Regions from separate parts of the Homo sapiens genome. Here region 1 is linked to region 2. A link is a contact called in ENCODE Hi-C or POLR2A ChIA-PET data. All regions are on one chromosome and are shown on one strand. The core of a region is the stretch at or near the end of the contact, and the rest is flanking DNA. Distances in the headings are between cores, read along the strand shown. Region 1 overlaps EPB41 (erythrocyte membrane protein band 4.1). Region 2 overlaps EPB41 (erythrocyte membrane protein band 4.1).

Region 1 (5,222 bases), core at 2,401-4,900, 100 kb after region 2:
AAAACAAAAAACCAACAACCAAAACGTATAGTGGCCCCTGATGAAGGAGACTGAGACTGCAGGACTCGGGTCAGGAGTGGGAGGGAAACTGACTTTTCACTGTAAAACATTTTGAAGTATTAAAATTTTTATAGCATAGACATAGCCAAAAAATTTTATTTTATTATTATTATTATTATTTAGAGACAGTCTTGCTCTGTAGCCCAGGCTGGAGTGCAGTGGCATGATCTCAGCTCACTGCAACCTCTGCCTCCCGAGTTCAAGTGATTCTCGTGCCTCAGCCTCTTGAGTAGCTGGGATTACATGTGCATGCCACCACACCTGGCTAATATTTATATTCATATTTTTATTTTTATTTTTGTTTGAGACAGAGTTTCCCTCTTGTCGCCCAGGCTGGAATGCAGTGGTGCCATCTCGGCTCACTGCAACCTCCACCTCCTGGGTTCCAGCGATTCTCATGCCTCAGCCTCCCAGGTGGCTGGGATTACAGGCACCCACCACCACACCCAGCTAATTTTTGTACTTTTAGTAGAGACGGGGTTTCACCATGTTGGTCAGGCTGGTCTCGAACTCCTGACCTCAGGTGATCCACCCACCTTGGCCTCCCAAAGTGCTGGGATTACAGGTGTGAGCCACCGCACCCAGCCTAATTTTTATATTTTTAGTAGAGACAGGGTTTCACCTTGTGGGCCAGGTTGGTCTCAAACTCCAGGCCTCAAGTAGTCAGCCCGCCTCGACCTCCCAAAGTGCAGGGATTACAGGCATGAACCACCGCACCCTGCGCCCCCAAAATTTAAATGGTTCAAAATAAATTGTTTTAAAAGTTAGAGCCACACTGACCACAGAAGTCCCTGTGGTGTGGGTGTAGGTAGCTCCTACAAAAAAAGGAAATGGAAGCAGTCATTTTAAAATATCCTGACATATTAGAGAAATATAAAGGCAGCGTGATATTCTTGACAGAGCCCGTGGGCTTTGGAATTAGAGTGACTTAGGTCTTAATTCCGACATTTGCTAGTTTTGTGACCTTGGGCAAGTCCCTTATCTTTTTGAGCCTTAGTTTTCTCTTCTGAAAAATACTGTGATCAAGTTATTGAAATAAGCACAATGTTTGCCTGGTATTTATTAGCTATTCATAATGGTAGCTATTATTATATTGCGTTGTTAAACATTTGCCTTTATTTCATTTTAACCAGGCTTAAGACAGTCAAGATACAAATTGCTTTTTATTTTATTTGTTTGTTTGTTTATTTATTTATTTTTGAGATGGAGTCTCACTCTGTCACCCAGGCTGGAGTGCAGTGGCGCGATCTCGGCTCACTGTAACCTCCACCTCCCAGGTTCAAGCAATTCTCCAGCCTCAGCCTCCCAAATAGCTGGGACCACAGGCATGCGCCCCCATGCCCGGCTAATTTTTTTATTTCTAGTAGAGATGGGTTTTGCCACGTTGGTCAGGCTGGTTTCGAATGCCTGATCTCAGGTGATCTGCCCGCCTTGGCCTCCCAAAGTGCTGGGATTACAGGCGTGATCCACTGCTCCCGGCCCACATTGCTTTTTATTACTTATGCTAGACAGTGGGGTAGAGTGGGGAAGAGTGTTGACTTTCGAGTCAGAGTCAGATTTCCTGGCTTTGAACCTGCCCTGTCACTAGTGTGCAGTCAAATTACTAAATCGCCATGTGCCTCAGTTTCCTCATTTGTAAAATGTGGCTAATAGTTGTACCTCATAGGATTGTTGTCAGGAATAAATGAATTAATGCACATAAATGTTTCCAAAGTGCCTGGCAGATAATAAGCACTAGATATTCATTTGCAATTGTTATTATTTATTTACTATTTCTACTTTTGCTTTTATTATCTTGCTGGATAAGTAAGCCGGAGCACCATTTTTTTATTTATTCACAGTCTCTGTGCTTTGGAAAACATGGTCAGAGGGGATAGTTTTTACGTGTAGTTTTTTATGTGTGTATATGGGTGTGTTTGAGGTAAAATTTACATACAGTGAAATGCACAGACAGGGTCTCGCACTGTTGCCCAGGCTGGAGTTACAGTGGCATGACCACAGTTCACTGCAGCCTCGACCTTTTGGGCTCAAGTGATCCTCCCACCTCAGCCTCATGAGTAGCTAGGACTCCAGGCGCACACCACTACATGTGACTTTTTAATTTTTTTTTTTTTTCGAGACGGAGTCTCGCTCTGTCACCTGGCCTGGACTGCAGTAGCATGATCTCAGCTCACTGCAACGTCTGCCTTCCGGGTTCAAGCAATTCTCCTGCCTCAGCCTTCTGAGTAGCTGGGATTACAGGTGCGGGCCACCATGCCTGGCTAATTTTTGTATTTCTTTTTTCAGTAGAAACAGGGCTTCGCCATGTTGGTCAGGCTGGTCTCGAACTCCTGACCTCATGATCCTTCCGCCTCGGCCTCCCAAAGTGCTGGGATTACAGGTGTGAGCCACTGTGCCCGGCCTAATTTTTTAATTTTTTGTACACACGGGACTCACTTTGTTGCTAAGGCTGATCTCGAACTCCTGGGCTCAAGCAATCCTCCCTCCTCAGCCTCCCAAAGTGCTGGTATTACAGATGTGAGCCACCATGCCTAGCAATTTGATTGGTTTTGACAAATGGCTATACATGTGTAACCAAGACACATTTAGGATACAGAACATTACCCCTGAAACTGGCTTCATAGCCTTTTCCATCTGATTTCTACCCCTTTAGGCAGCCAGTGCTCTGCTTTCTATCAGTATTGCTTAGTTTTGCCTGGTTTGGACTTCATGTAAGTAGAAGTATACAGTAGTACACTTTTGTGTATGGCTTCTTTCTTTCTTTTTGAATTGGAGTCTCACTCTTGTCATCCAGGCTGCTGGAGTGCAGTAGTACCATCTCAGCTCACTGCAACCTCCACCTCCCAGATTCTAGCGATTCTCCTGCCTCAGCCTCCTGAGTAGCCAGGATTACAGGTGCCCACCACTTCACCTGGCTAATTTTTGTATTTTTAGTAGAGACGGGGTTTCACCATGTTGGCCAGGCTGGTCTTGAACTCCTGACCTCAGGTGATCCACCCACCTTGGCCTCCCAAAGTGCTGGTATTACAGGCCTGAGCCACCGTACCCAACAGTGTCTGCCTTCTTTCTGAATATAATATTTTTTAGATTCATCCATGTTATGTGAATCAGTAGTTCCCTCTTTTTTATTGCTGAATAGTATTACATTGAATGAATATACCACAATTTGTTTATCCATTCATTTGTTGATGGACAGTTGGATGAATTTCAGTTTGGGAAAATATTAATAAAGCTGCTATGAATGTTCATGTACAGATCTTTTTTTTTTTTTTTTTTTTTTTGAGACAGAGTATGGCTCTGTTGCCGAGGCTGGAGTGCAGTGGCATGATCTCAGCCCACTGCAACCTCCGCCTCCTGGTTCAAGCGATCCTCCTGCCTCAGCCTCCAGAGTAACTGGACTACAGGCATGTATCACCATGCCTGGCTAATTTATTGGTATTTTGTGGTAGAGATAGGGTTTCATGATGTCGGCCAGGCTGGTCTCAAACTCCTGACCTCAGGCAATCCACCTGCCTCGGCCTCCCACAGTGCTGGGATTTCAGGCATGAGCCACCGTGCCTGGCCACAAATCTTGTTGTGGGCGTTTCATTTATCTTGAGTAAACATCTAAGAGTCAAATTGCTGGGTCATAGGACAAATGACCAGTATGAGGAAACATTGGTAAGAGGATCAAGGAAAACAGGCCCTGTATGGGAACAGGGTAAGTAGGAAAACATAACAGTGTCTCCTGCATCTTTAGCATTCTTCAGAGACAGAAAAGAGACTAGAGGGAGCGGGCAGGAGGTAGATAAAGATAGAGTCACAGGTTTATAGAGGAGTTCTTCAAAAAGCTTTAGCCCTTCTGGCATGCAAATTCATGTTATAACAATTTATAAGCTAATTTTATTTGTATAATTTCTTTGTATGCTCACAACAGTGCTACGGTGTAGGCAGAACACATATTCCCATATTGCTTTTATTTTTTATTTTATTTATTTATTTATTTTTTTGAGATGGAGTTTCACTCTTGTTGCCCAGGCTGGAGTGCAGTGGCGCAATCTCAACTCACTGCAACCTCTCAGCCTCCCGAGTAGCTGGGATTTTTTTTTTTTTTTTTTTTTTTTTTTGAGATGGAGTCTTCCTCTGTTACCCAGGCTGGAGTGCAGTGACACAATCTTGGCTCACTGCAACCTCCACCTCCTAGGTTCAAGAGATTCTCCTGCCTCAGCCTCCTGAGTGGCTGGGACGACAGGCGTTTGCCACCACACCTGGCTAATTTTTGTATTTTTAGTAGAGATGGGGTTTCACCATATTGGTCAGCTGGTCTTGAACTCCTGACCTCGTGATCCGCCTGCCTTGGCCTCCCAAAGTGCTGGGACTACAGGTGTGAGCCATTGCACCCAGTCCCCAGTATTGCTTTTATAAATGAGAAAACTAGACTGGGTGCAATGGCTCACGCCTGTAATCCCAGCACTTTGGGAGGCTGAGGAGGGTGGATCACCTGAGGTCAGGAGTTTGAGACCAGCCTGGCCAACATGGTGAAACCCTGTTTCTACTAAAAATACAGAATTAGCCAGGTGTGGTGGCATGCGCCTGTAATCCCAGCTACTTGGGTGGCTGAGGCAAGAGAATCGCTTGAACCCAGGAGGTGGAGGTTGCGGTGAGCCGAGATCCCACTATTGTACTCCAGCCTGGGGAAAAAGCAAAACTCCCTCTCAACAAAAAATAAAATAAATAAAAATTTAAAAATCAAATAAATGAGAAAACTAAAGCTCAGAGAAGTCAGAGTGACTTGCCCAAGGTTCCACAGCTGGTTACTGTCTGAGTGGGGACCCAAACCCCAGACTTCAAACAGGGAGTTTCTTGCCCTGAGTCCTAGTTCAAACACCCATTAGAGTCTTGGACAAATTCTTAACCTCTCTGGAGCTCTGTTTTCTTAACTGTACAATGTGTATAATAATGGTTCCTCCCTCAGATATTGAGAGGCATAATTGAGACAACAGTTGAATTATATGCTTGGCACATAGTAGGAGTATAATAAATATTAGTTGAGTCTGAATCTAAAGTAGATGACTGGTCTTGGCTGAAGAAAATATTAGTTAGCGGCTGGGCGCGGTGGCTCAAAGAGCTGTAATCTCAGCTCTTTGGGAGGTGGAGGTGGGCGGTTCACGAAGTCAGGAGTT
Region 2 (4,815 bases), core at 1,311-3,810:
TCCCAAAGTGCTGGGATTACAGGCGTGAGTCACTGCACCCAACCGTAATTAGTTTTTAATGAGCAAATGTTAAATTGCTTTATTTATGTTCACCTATATATTTATGTGTAAAGTGTTGTTAAAAGTGCTTAATATAAAAGCTTAATAACAAAGTACAAACCTGGCTGTGTAAGAAAAGGGCATTATTTCCCTGTAAGTATTTTTGGAAAAGAAAAATTGGTACCTCTGAATCATAATCTGGCTTCAACTTCCCTGATAGTTTATAAGAGCCCCTACTGGGGAAGTCAGTGGGCAAGTGAATCCTGGGAAAAATTGGCCTTATCATAGTCAGGGCATCGACAGGTCTGTATGGACCAGGTTCTTATAGGACATCCAGCGGGAACATTGTCAAAGGGAATGGGCTACTCTATATTTTATGCTTCTAAGTTTATCATGGTAAACCTCCAGCTCAGAAGTAAGTCAAAACAGAGTGTTGTTTTTTTTTTTTAATTTTTATTTTTAATTAAAACGAGAGTCCTTAGCTGATCTAAGAAGCAGAGCATGGAAGGGAAAGTAGGAACTTCATTAGCACATGGCCCAGGTAAATCTTGTACAAAAATGAATCTGGGGAAGATTCATCTTAGGATTGTCAAGTTAAAGGGTCAGTACAGTAGCAAAAACACCTTAGTGATGGCAGGCCTTCCTTAATATGCTGTCTCTTGGCTGGGTGTGGTGGCTCATGCCTGTAATCCCAGCACTTTGGGAGGCTGAACTGGGTGGATCACCTGAGTTCGTAACCAGCCTGGCCAACATTGTGAAACCACATCTCTACTGAAAATACAAAAATTAGCCAGGCATGGTGGCACATGCCTGTAATCCCAGCTATGCGGGAGGCTGAGGCATGAGAATCGCTTGAACCCAGGAGGCAGAGGTCGCAGGGAGCCGAGGTCACGCCATTGCACTCCAGCTTGGGAAACAGAGCGAGATCCCGTCTCAAAAAAAAATCATGCTGTCTCTTAAGTCACAGTTGTCTAGTCTGGATGGGTATCACAGTCTGTTTTATATACAGCTGTCCCTGGTATCTCCCATCACTATCATCCTGGGGATGTGCTTTGCCTCTTTCCTGTGATGTTTCTCCTGTTTCCTTTTTCCTTGGTTTTCTTTGTGTTTTGATAGAGTGCTACTCCTCAGAAATGGTACATGGGATGTAATCGTTTTTGAGACATTACATGTCTGAAAAGATGGCTTTATTCTGCCTTCTCATTTGATTTTGAATTTTGTTGGGTATAGGATTTTAGGCTTGAAATTATTTGCCTTCAGAATTTTGAAGGCATTGCTTCATTGTCTTCTAGTTTCCAGTGTTGCTCTTGAAAAGGCCAGAGCCATTTTGATTTTTGATCTTTTGTATGACTTTTGTTCGTCTCCCTCCTCCTTTACACAATCAAGCGAGTATGATCTTTTCTTTTTTCTTGTCCTTACGAAGTTGAGAGTTTACAATTATATATCTTGGTGTGGGTTGATTTTCATCTATTGTTCTGGGCCCACGTCTATTTTTTACCAGACTGATTTCCTAAAGAATGTTAATTTAGCATATTGCCTGGGCTGAATGTGGTAGGCATTCAACAAATGTTTATTGAAAGAGTGAGACATATTGTTACACTTGAGAGACTAGCTTTGCCACATACTAGTTGCAAGTTAGATAAGTTACTTGTCCTTCTGTTTTCTCATTGGTAAAATGGGAATGATAATGAGATAATCTGTATGAAAGCATGTAGAATCATGCTTGACATGTAGTAAGCATTCAATAAAAATAAGGTGTTATCATTATTATTATGATAGTATTATTGGCTGGGCATGGTAGCTCATACCTGTAATTCCAGCACTTTGGGATGTAGAAGCAAGTGGATCACTTGAGCCCAGGAGTTTTGAGACTAGTGAAACCCTGTCTCTACCAAAAATGAAAAAATAGTAACTGAGTGTGGTGGCACATACCTCTAGTCCCAGCTACTCGGTAGGTTGAGGTGGGAGGATAACCTGAGCCTGGGAAGGTGAGGCTGCAGTGAGCCATGAGTACACCACTGCACTTGCCTGGGTGACAGGGATAAGACCCTACCTCAAAAAAAAAAAAAAGATAGTATTATTGTTTTAAAATGAAATTACCAATTAATCAAGGCCTTGGCTTTAAAAGAAAAGATTTATGTGTCATAATCTAGAGATGCATTCTGGAGCATCCTTCGGGTTGAATATTCTACCTGTTCTTAGGTAGGATGTACAAAAGAACAGTGTATCTTTTACTTAAAATTGATTGTATTTGGCAAGACTATATGGCTTTATTTTAGCTATTGGAAAAAGATAAAATCACAACAAATTTAGTTAAAGATCTAATTGGCTTTTATTTGTGATTCATGTATTAGGCAGCCTTCATTCTACAAAATAGAATGAGGGCTCCCAATAAGCAATGGCAGAACAGTGGGTTTTGTAAGGTAGGAATAAGGAAACCAAGTAATAGGAAAAAGCTGATTAGTTTACATCAAGTTACTTTTCTTCTAAATGCTAAAGCAGAGAGGACTTTCTTGTTAAACTGACTCAGGTAGACTGGAATCTCCTGTTTTCAGGAAAAACTGGTCTGTTTAGCATCTACCCACTTCCTTTAGGTTTCAGTTTGATTATGTGGTATTTAGTATGAGTGACTCCATTTTTGTTTGGCCTGATCTGTTGGAGCCAGTGAAGAAGCTTAGACCAAAACAATGGCCTTCCATAATTTTTGTTTAACACTATCAGTCCATGTATATGTACTGTCAATAAGCCAAATTTCTAGATAAGACCTTCTCTAGAAGTACACAGATATTTGTGAAATGATTGAATCAGTAAAGTTCATAGTAAATCATGGTCATCTAAGTTTTCCGCCATTCTGAAAATACAGAAGGTAATAGAGCTATACAGGCTCTGGGGGCTCATCCCCCCATTTTATAGATGAGGAAACTGAAGCACAGCGTGACAGAGTGAGTAAAGGCAGAGTGACATCCTCTAGTTGCACAGTCAGTTTACTCCTGTAGCTCCTTGCCTGCTGCCCCTTCCTAAGTTATTTTCTTCTTTAGCTTTTTACTCCTTTCCTTGATTTTTACATTTCATCTGTAGTTTTTTTGTTTCCTCTACAGAATTAGTTTATGTTGTAGAAAAAAAATGTGAGCCATAATACAATGAGAGACAACTGTTTTCTGTTCTTTCCATTCTCTGGTGTCTTCTTTTTGTATATGTAAAGATTTGTCCTTTGTATATGTAACTTCTGTCATTAAGAGCTTTGTGCTTTGTTTGTAGACAATTGAGTACATTTAGCAGGGAGGAAAGTTTTCCCTCATATGGAGTGGCTTGCTTGTTCCCTTTTCCTACTGACTGCGTGATAATGGGCCTATTGCTAGGGTCTGGCAAGACAAGTGGAAAAGCGGTAAGAAGCAAACTTCTTTTTCTTTCAGGCTGGAGTGCAGTGGTGCCATCTTAGTTCACTGCAACCTCCACCTCCCAGGTTCCAGCGATTCTCACGCCTCAGCCTCCTAAGTAGCTGGGATTACAGGCGCCCACCACCACAGCCAGCTAATTTTTGTATTTTTAGTATAGACAGAGTTTCACCATGTTGGTCAGGCTGGTCTTGAACTCCTGGCCTCAGGTGATCCAACTGCCTTGCCTCGCAAAGTGCTGGAATTACAGGCATGAGCCACTGCGCCCAGCCCAGAAGCAAACTTCTATAGTTCTGTGAGAGATTTGTTGCCACTATGAATCAAAATTGTCAGTTAAATAGTTGCTTCCTATATTTTATTCCTGCTTATAATTATTTATTAATGGATCAAGGATTTTTTCCTTGGGAGAGAAGTCACTTACATTAATTCCATCTCCCTCCAAATTTCATCTCTAAGCAGAAAACTTGTGCTCTTCTGGTAAATAATGAGAATTTTAAATTAGGACTACATGCAATTCAATGGTATATAGTCATTGTCTTTTTCCATCCATTTTCTGTGTGGATGAATTTTCTTACCTTTAGAGTCAGATAATCAGTCTGAAAAGATCATCAGTCAAACAGAAGTCTTTTGCTCACCTTCACAGGCAAAGAGCAAACACCAATGGAGTGACTATTAAATAAAGAGTATGAGTAATTTAGTTTATAGTCATCTGAAAGGATTGATTCTCATTGATTCATGACTGGCCTTGAAGGCAAGTGGCAGTCATGGTTGTATCTTTATTGTCTGGCAAATTAGAAAGACGAAGGGGAATTTTGTAAATATACTTGCAGAGTAGGGAGGCTGCATTTGTTATCTTGTCTTTTGCTACAGAGATTTGGGTCAACACCTCTAATGAATTTAAATGTGGTTTTTTGGGGTTTTGTTTCTTATTTTTTGTGTTTTAACTTAGTACTTAAAGAATGAGACCTAGAATTACCTGTGCTCTAGAGTTTCTATAACATAACTTGGAGCAGTGATTTGAAGTCAACATCCTAACAGCAGCATAAATAAGGTTATTCCTTGAGTTAAGACAGATAGACTTCTGGAGCTGTACAAAAGTCTTTTACCTCAAAAGACAAGGATTTGTATAAATCTCTTATGTGTATGCGTGGGGGTTTTAGGACCTCCATATAAGGGTAGCTGATGACTAACTCGGGGAATGGAGTTCTTTTTTTTAAAACATTATGACCTAAGGTTGTAAATGCTGCCGAAGATATGAAAGGTGTTAGTCTGTTCTTGCACTGCTATAAAGAAATATCTATAAAGAAAGGAGGTTTAATTGGCTCATGGTTCTGCAGGCTGTATAAGAAGCATGGTGGCATCAGCTTCTGGGGAGGCCTCA

The links. Hi-C counts contacts between places; a loop is a spot of excess contacts on that map. ChIA-PET counts read pairs that join two places held with the same protein, here RNA polymerase II (POLR2A). Pooled maps may share reads with other maps.
Region 1: a pooled map shows a loop between it and region 2 (2.3-fold over the local background). The contact joins two enhancer-like sites. A Hi-C loop is called at or near these places in 1 of 50 pooled maps. POLR2A ChIA-PET finds 5 or more read pairs at or near these places in 3 of 52 experiments (CD4-positive, alpha-beta T cell, Panc1 and activated naive CD4-positive, alpha-beta T cell).

The regions. Positions count from the first base shown.
Region 1 is chr1:29,102,426-29,107,647 of GRCh38, forward strand. The region is part of intron 17 of EPB41 (erythrocyte membrane protein band 4.1); the gene reads left to right. Among named protein-coding and RNA genes, the nearest start is that of TMEM200B, 19 kb to the right of the region's middle. Within about 2 kb of position 3,651, at least 2 of the 41 ENCODE cell types and tissues checked have a DNase peak (open chromatin) inside an H3K27ac peak, as active enhancers do.
Region 2 is chr1:29,000,356-29,005,170 of GRCh38, forward strand. The region is part of intron 4 of EPB41 (erythrocyte membrane protein band 4.1); the gene reads left to right. Among named protein-coding and RNA genes, the nearest start is that of EPB41, 88 kb to the left of the region's middle. RefSeq lists a silencer at 3,202-3,496. Within about 2 kb of position 2,561, at least 2 of the 41 ENCODE cell types and tissues checked have a DNase peak (open chromatin) inside an H3K27ac peak, as active enhancers do.